Regions from separate parts of the Homo sapiens genome. Here region 1 is linked to region 2. Evidence: chromatin loops called from intact Hi-C (ENCODE). Cell type or tissue: CD4-positive, alpha-beta T cell. All regions are shown on one strand.

The links. A loop is a pair of places that touch in the nucleus more often than their neighbours do. Peaks named below come from ENCODE experiments on the same cell type or tissue, not always from the same donor. Only the 100,000 strongest peaks of a DNase experiment are listed, where the experiment ranks them.
Region 1: a loop joins it to region 2, with 3 times the contacts of the local background. A loop is called at or near these places in 4 of 110 quality-filtered maps.

Annotation. Positions count from the first base shown.
Region 1 is chr20:26,206,602-26,210,601 of GRCh38, forward strand. It overlaps MIR663AHG (MIR663A host gene), which reads right to left and starts at 2,632. Exons shown (of 5, transcript NR_040095.1): 1 at 2,522-2,632. It overlaps MIR663A (microRNA 663a), which reads right to left and starts at 1,677; the gene lies at 1,585-1,677. RefSeq lists enhancers at 1,150-1,651, 2,535-3,095. In CD4-positive, alpha-beta T cell, no CTCF peak of the experiment used is centred here; DNase peaks (open chromatin) are centred at 1,430, 2,410 and 3,030; H3K4me3 peaks cover 1,971 bases; H3K27me3 peaks cover 208 bases.
Region 2 is chr20:26,283,483-26,287,482 of GRCh38, forward strand. No RefSeq gene overlaps it. Among named protein-coding and RNA genes, the nearest start is that of MIR663AHG, 76 kb to the left of the region's middle. In CD4-positive, alpha-beta T cell, no CTCF peak of the experiment used is centred here; no DNase peak of the experiment used is centred here.

The DNA of each region.
Region 1 (4,000 bases), 77 kb before region 2:
TATTGATGGGACACTGAATTTGTAGGTGGAAATAAAAACCTAGCTTTTTACTAAACTTAATTTTTTATTTAAACACAACTCAAAATGTAAATATAAAATTAAGAATTTCCAAAATTAAACTTAGTTTTAGGAACTCACATAAGCAAGTGTAATACTGAAGAGCAAAGAAACTGTGCTCTATAAAAAAAAATTACAAGTAATTCTTGAAATCTAAGGGCTAATTTGTGAAGTAAATTTGGAAGCTACTTTATGCTGTAGCTCCATCCTAGAGACCGAGAGAACTGCACTAGGAAAACCTGTTCAACCTTTTTTTAACCAGAAATTCTTTCTTTCTCCAGAAATCCTTTTCAGGTAATGCCTAATGATATCTCATTGAACATGTATTAGAAATTGTAGTTTAATTTTTAATTAAATAATTCAGTGAAAATATATTAATTGTAAAGATAAATTTTAACACATATGGGAATACTAGACTTACGGTGGTCATCAACCCAAAATGCTACAAAATTACATAGAATGGTTAGTTTGGCAAAAAATAAATATCACCACTAGCACCAAAAACCTAGGTTTCAAAAAGAAATAAAAGAAGCATTCCAAAATGTTAAAAATTTTTCATTTATCTACTTTCTAAATGTTCTTTGAAACACTTCTTATGTCATCATAATTTTGAAGTTTAAAAGTAAAGAAATAGTTATTCTAGTTAATATACTACCTTAAAGTTACTCTGGCTCACAAACAGAACAAAGCAAAGCATGACTTGACAGCAGTCGAATTACGGGAAATTGAAGCTAAACGAAATTGGATACCTCACCTCATCTAAACTCCTTACTTTATAAGAAGGAAAAGCATCACAAAATGTTGAGGCCATTTAACTTAAAGTCATCAGGTGAGTTAGAGATAATTTGAGACCACTGCTTTTTTTCTCTTTGTTACTATTCTCTTATGAAGTTTTGCCTGAAAACAGGTCTACTAAAAATATAAGAATTTGTAATGAAGATGAACATATATCATTGCCTTTCTGCTTAGGATTGTTCAATATTTTCCCATTGATAATATATAAAATCCTACCTACTTTGACCTCCTCTCCCACCATTTCTTTGCTCTCTATCTCCTAGAACTTCATTCTTGACTCCAAAGCTGCACCCTCCTGCATCAGTTTCTTTTGTTTGAAATCTTCAGCTCTTCATAAATTTCATCCAGCAAACTCCTATTTATCCTTTAACTCCCTATTATTTTTTCTTACAGTGCCACATTTTCCTTCATTAGCACATATCCAATTTAAAGTTACATAGTTTGAGTTTTTGCTTGACTTTCTGTTTCTGCACTAAAGCATAAGCTCCACAAAAGCAAGTATCATGTCTGATTTAACAGGGTATATTCTATTCTTTTTTTTCCACAAGGCGGTGCCCGGTTCGGTCCCAGACGCGGCCACCAACCGACGTAAAGCCGGTGAGCCGCTCGGGGAGGAGAGAGGATCGGCGGGCGGCGGGCGGGGAAGGGGGCGCAGACAGGCAAGGGCCGGGGACCGCGAGGGCAAGGGCACCTGGGAGCCCGCAGAGGGGCGGCTGAGGGAGAAACCTCAGGCATGGCCGGGCCACCAGGAAAACACGGCCGCGGGATCCCACCGCCACAGACACGAGGGCGGTCCCGCGGCGCCCCGCCTGGGACGCCGGAAGGCCCTCGGCACCCACCAAGACCTGCCTCACGAGCCCCTGGTCCCGCCACCGGGGCCCCGAAGCGACCACAGCCACAAACTCAACGCCAGGGCCACATCGCTCGTGATTCTCGTCCATCCTCCGACCCGGTCCCGCTCCGGGAGACCGGCGCGCCCCCACCGTGGGACGCTTTCCCAGGGCCAGGCGGCCCGACCACGTGCCACGCAAACGCCGTCGTCCGCACCGGTCGCGACTCGGCAAGGGAGCGGGCGGAGAGCTGACTCGCGGCGGAGGGGGGTCACTCGCCGGACGGAACGCTGCGCGCAGCCATCGCTCGCTGTCAGCCGCGTCCCAACCCGCTAGGACGCTGGGCCCTGCCGGCGGGATCCTCCCCTTACTCGGAAAGGGGAGGCGCCGGCCACAGTAGGCGACGAGCCGCGCTCGGCCACCACCGCGGTGGCCGGCGGAACCCTCGCTCTCCCCCCGTCACCCCGTCGAGGGGGAAGCTGAGGAGGGTTCCTCTGCAAGCGAGTCGCTACTGCAGCGCTACCATAACGGAGAGAGAGACAGAGGCGGCAGGCCGGGGGATCCCGTACCCCAAGGCACACCTCTTGGATCGCTAGAGAAGGCTTTCTCACCGAGGATGGGTCACACTCCCCACCCGCCAGCCGCCCCTCGTGGGGCCCGAGGGGCCCGCAGAGGCGCTCAGGGAGGCCTGGGGAAGGGAGGGGGCCTGTGGTACCAGGAAAAACCTGCGTGCGGCAACCTTGAGCGTTCGCGGTCAGGGCGGGGACCGGCAGGTGCGAGCGTGAGCGCAACTCCACAAGCCCCCGCCTCCCACCCCCCCCCCCACCCCGTCCACCCGCCTCTTTTCTTCAGAGGCAAAGCACCTCCGAGTAAACCCACACACGACCGGTCGGAGGCAGAACGGTAGCCCCTCGGCGGCCGGCCGGCGCACGCGTCACCAGCCCAAGCCCACCGCGATCGCTCACAGGGCCCGTGCGCACCCGCCAGAGGGGAGCACCGGACGTGCGCTCGCCGGACCAGGCGGGCGCCCTTCCCCGCGTGGGAGGGGCGCGTCTCGTCTCACTCAACCGCCTCGAACCCCACACCGACGAGCTCCCTCAGGACCCACGCGCGGACACCGAGGCGCCGACCGGAGGAGGGGGCGCTGGGGGTGGGAACGACACACCACCGCTCGGCCTCGGGAACCTGAGGGACAACCCGGAGCGCTCCAGGAGCACCGCAAAGGCCCAGGGGGAGCCAACGCTCGCGCAAACTCCCCGGGAGGGCAGCACGACGGGCCGGCGGGACAGCACCCCCACCGCTGCGGAGGGGGGCCGCCCGCAAGTCGACAACCACAGGAGGCGAGAGCGAGGGGTGCCTGCCGCGTCAGAGGACCCCCCGACCCACCCCGCGAGGCAGAAGGCGGGGGCGGGACAGCGAGGTCAGGCCGGGTTCCGCACCCCATGCCTTCCCAACGCACCACCCGCAGGCGAGGAAGAGGAGAGACAAGGGGCCCCCGCGGGCGGGACGAGAAGAAGGGTCCCATTCGCCACGAATGTCCGCCCCTCGCCCGTCGCGGCTCGGACACGGCCAGGGAGAGCATGACATCACCATATTCTATTCTTACAAGAGTGCTGCCACGTAAGTGTCAATGAATGTTTGTGAAATAAATGAGGGACTAAAGGAGTGATCGAACAAATAAAAATAAGTTATCTGTGTGTATTGTATGTGTGAATAAGATTTTGAGTTTGGCCAAGGCAGTTAATCACATATTAACAACTCTTTAGATACATAAGGTTTATAGCAATGAGGTACAAAATTGGTTCAACACCAAATTCTAAGATGAAACAAGGTTTATGTTCAGAAATATAGTGTTACTTTTTCTAATATCATTTGCCCTCCAACTATCAGCATGACACATGCAAACCATTGATACGTGTTTTTTTTTTTTGTATTGAAGATTCCACATGAAGAAAAATTATTATATTTCCAATAGGAAGTCCTCTTCTAAATGACAACAAATCTGAGGGTGAACACATTTGTTAAAAAGAGAGAGATTAAAAAGTTAAGATGCTGTTTGTACAGTATATAACTGAACAAAGTTGTATCTAGCAATTTGACAAGAAAGGTAAAACAGAATATTAACCTCAGCACACAAGTTTAGCTAATGATCTGGAACGGGGAGTTGTGAGTAGAGAGGAGGACAAAGATGAAAGACAACCATTTATCCCAAGTTTCTTTCCAAAGATGAAAAATAAAAAACCCTCTTAGTAATGTTTTTTAAATTCTAACTACTTTCAAGAACACATCAATAAGATATAGAGAGATAACAATCAAGT
Region 2 (4,000 bases):
AAAAACAAGACAGAAGAATTCCCAGAAACTTCTTTGTGATGTGTGCATTCAACTCTTTTTTTCTATAGAACAGTTTAGAAACACTCTTTTTGTGGCATCTGTAACTGGACTTTTGGAGTGCTTTGAGGCCTCAAGTGAAAAAGGAAATATCTTCACATAAAAGCTAGACAGAAGCATTCTCAGAAACTTCTTTGTGATGTTTGCATTCAACTCTCAGAGTTGAATATTCCTTTTCATAGAGCAGTTTTGAAACACACTTTTTGTAGAATCTGCAAGTGGACATTTGGAGCGCTTGGAAGACTATGGTGAAAAAGGAAATATCTTCACATAAAAACTACACAGAAGCATTCTCAGAAACTTCTTCTGATGTGTGCACTCAAGTCGCAGAGGTGAACCTTTCTTTTGATAGAACAGTTTTGAAACTCTCTTTTTATGGAATCTGCAAGTGGACATTTGGAGTGCTTTTTGGCCTTCGTTGGAAACTGGAATATCTTCACATAAACACTAGACAGAAGCATTCTCAGAAACATCTTTGTGATGTGTGCATTAAACTTACAGATTTGAACATTCCTTTTCATAGAGCAGTTTTGAAACACTCTTTTTCTAGTATGTGCCAGTGGACATTTGGAGCGCTTTGAGGCCTATGTTGAAAAAGGAAATATCTTCACATAAAAACTAGACAGAAGCGTTCTCAGAAACTACCTTGTGATGTGTGTACTCATCTCACAGAGCTGAACATTTCTTTTGATAGAGCAATTTTGAAACACTCTTTTTGTAGAATCTACAACTGGACATTTGGAGCGCTTTGAGGCCTATGGTGAAAAAGGAAATATCTTCACATAAAAACTACACAGAAGCATTCTCAGAAACTTCTTTGTGTTGTTTGCTTTCAACTCACAGAGTTGAACATTCGTTTTCATAGAGCAGTTTTGAAACACTCTTTTTGTAGTATTTGCAAGAGGATATTTGGACCGCTTTTGGGCCTTCGTTGGAAATGGGATATCTTCACAAAAACTAGACAGAAGCATTCTCAGAAACTTCTTTGTGATGTGTGCATCCAACTTTTTCTTTTGATAGAGCACTTTTGAAACTCTCTTTTTGTAGAATCTGCAAGTGGACATTTGGAGCTCTATGAGGTCTACAGTGAAAAGGAAATATCTTCACATAAAAACTTCACAGAAGCATTTTCAGAAACTTCTTTGTGTTGTGTGCACTCAACTCACAGAATTGAACCTTTCTTTTGTTAGAGCAGTTTTGAAACACTCTTTTAGGAGAATCTGCAAGTGGACATTTGGAGCGCTTTGAGGTCTGTGGTGAAAAAGGAAATATCTTCACATAAAACTAGACAGAAGCATGCTCACAAACTTCTTTGTGATGTGTGCATTCCACTCACAGAGTTGAACCTTTCTTTTGATAGAGCAGTTTTGAAACACTCTTTTTGTAGCATCTGCAAGTGTTCATTTGGAGCGCTTTGAGGCCTAGTGTGGAAAAAGAAATATCTTCACATAAAAACTTGACAGAAGTATTCTCAGGAACTTCTTTGTGACGTGTGCATTCAACTAACAGAGTTGAACCTTTCTTTTGATAGAGCAGTTTTGAAGCACTCCTTTTGCAGGGTCTGCTAGTGGATATTTGGAGATTTTTCAGGCCTTTGTTGGAAACAGGAATATCTTCACATAAAAACTAGACAGAAGCATTCTCTGAAAGTACTTTGTGATGTATGCATTCAACTCACAGTATCGAACCTTTCTTTTTATAGAGCAGTTTTGAAACACTCCTTTTGTAGGATCTGCTAGTGTATATTTGGATCCCTTTTAGGCCTTTGTTGGAAACGGGAATTTCTTCACATAAAAACTAGACACAAGCATTCTCAGCAACTGCTTTGTGATGTGTGCATTCAACTCACATAGTTGTAACTTTCTTTGGATAGAGCAGTTTTGAAAGACTCTTTTTGTAGGATCTGCAAGAGGACATTTGAATCTCTTTGAGGCCTATGGTGAAAAAGGAAATGTCTTCACAGGAAAACTTCACAGAAGCATTCTCAGAAACATCTTTGTGATGTGTGCATTCAACTCACAGAGTTGAACTTTTCTTTTAATAGAGCAGTTTTGGAAAACACTTTTTGTAGAAACTGCATGTGGACATTTGTAGCGCTTTGAGGCCTATGATGAAAAAGGAAATATCTTCACATATAAACGAGAGAGAAGCATTCTCAGAAACGTCTTTATGATGTCTGTGTTCAACTCACAGAGTTAAACCTTTGTGGTCATAGAGGAGCTTTGAAACACTCTTTTTGTAGAATCTTCAAGTGGACATTTGGAGCGCTTCGAGCCTGTGGTGAAAAAGGAAATATCTTCACATAAACACTACACAGAAGCATTTTCAGAAACTTCTTTGTGAAGTTTGCTTTCACCTCACAGAGTTGAACATTCCTTTTCATGGCGCAGGTTTGAAACACTCTTTTTGTAGAATTTGCAAGTGGATATTTGGATGGCTCTGAGGCCATTGTTGGGAAAAGAAATATCTTCAAATAAAAACTAGACAGAAGCATTCTCAGAAACTTCTTTGTGATGTGTGCATTCAACTCACAGAGTTGAACGGTTCTTTTGATGGAGCAGTTTTGAAACATTCTATTTGCAGAATCTGCAAGTGGACATTTAGAGTGCTTTGAGGCCTATGGTGAAAAAGGAAGTATCTTAACATAGAAACTACACGGAAGCATTCTGAGAATCTTCTTTGTGATGTGTGCATTCAATTCACAGAATTGAACCGTTCTTTTGATAGAGCTGTGTTGAAACACTCTTTTCGTAGAATCTGCAAGTGGACATTTGGAGCGTTTTGAGACTTATGGTGAAAAAGGAGCCATCTTCACATAAAAACTACACAGAAGCATTATCAGAAACTTCTTTGTGATGTATGCATTCAACTCACAGAGTTGAACCTTTCTTTTGATAGAGCAGTTTTGAAACACTCCTTTGTAGAATCTGCATGTGGACAGTTGGAGCGCTCTGAGGCCTGTGGTGAAAAAGGAAGTATCTTCACATAGAAACTACACAGAAGCTTTCTCTGAAACTCCTTTGTGATGTGTGCACTCAATTCACAGAGTTGAACCTTTCTTTTGGTAGAGCAGTTTTGAAACACTCTTTTTGTAGAGTCTGCAAGTGGACATTTGGAGTGCTTTGAGGCCTATGGAGAAAAAGGAAATATCTTCAAATAAAAACTACACAGAAGCATTCTCAGGAACTTGTTTGTGTTGTTTGATTTCAACGCACAGAGTTGAACATTCCTTTTCATAGAGCAGTTTTGAAACCCTCTTTTTGTAGAATTAGCAAGTGGATATTTCTACCGCTTTGAGGAATTCATTGGAAAAGGAATATCTTCACAAAAACTAGACAAAAGCATTCCCAGAAACTACTTTGTGATGTGTGCATTCCACTCACAGAGTTGAAACTTTCTTTTGATAGAGCAGTTTTGAAACACTCTTTTTGCAGAATCTGGAAGTGGACATTTGTAGCGCTTTGAGGCCTATGGTGAAAAAGGAAATATCCTCACATAAAAACTATACAGAAGCATTCTCAGAAACTTCTTTGTGATGTGTGCATTCAACTCACAGAGTTGAACATTTCTTTGATAGAGCAGTTTTGAAACAATCTTTTTATAGGGTATGCAACTGGATATTTGGAGGGCTGTGAGGCCTATGGTGAAAATGGAAATATCTTCACATAAAAACTACACAGTAGCATTCCAATAAACTTCTTTTGTTGTTTGCTTTCAACTCACAGAGTTGAATATTCCTTTTCATAGAGCAGTTTTGAAACACTGTTTTTCAGAATTTGCAAGTGGATATTTGGACTGCTGTGAGGCCTTCGTTGGAAACGGGATATCTTCACATAAAAAGTAGACAGAAGCAATCTCAGAAACTTCTTTGTGACTTTCATGTCACAGAGTTGAACATTCCTTTTCATAGAACAATTTTGAAACACTCTTTTTGTAGAATTTG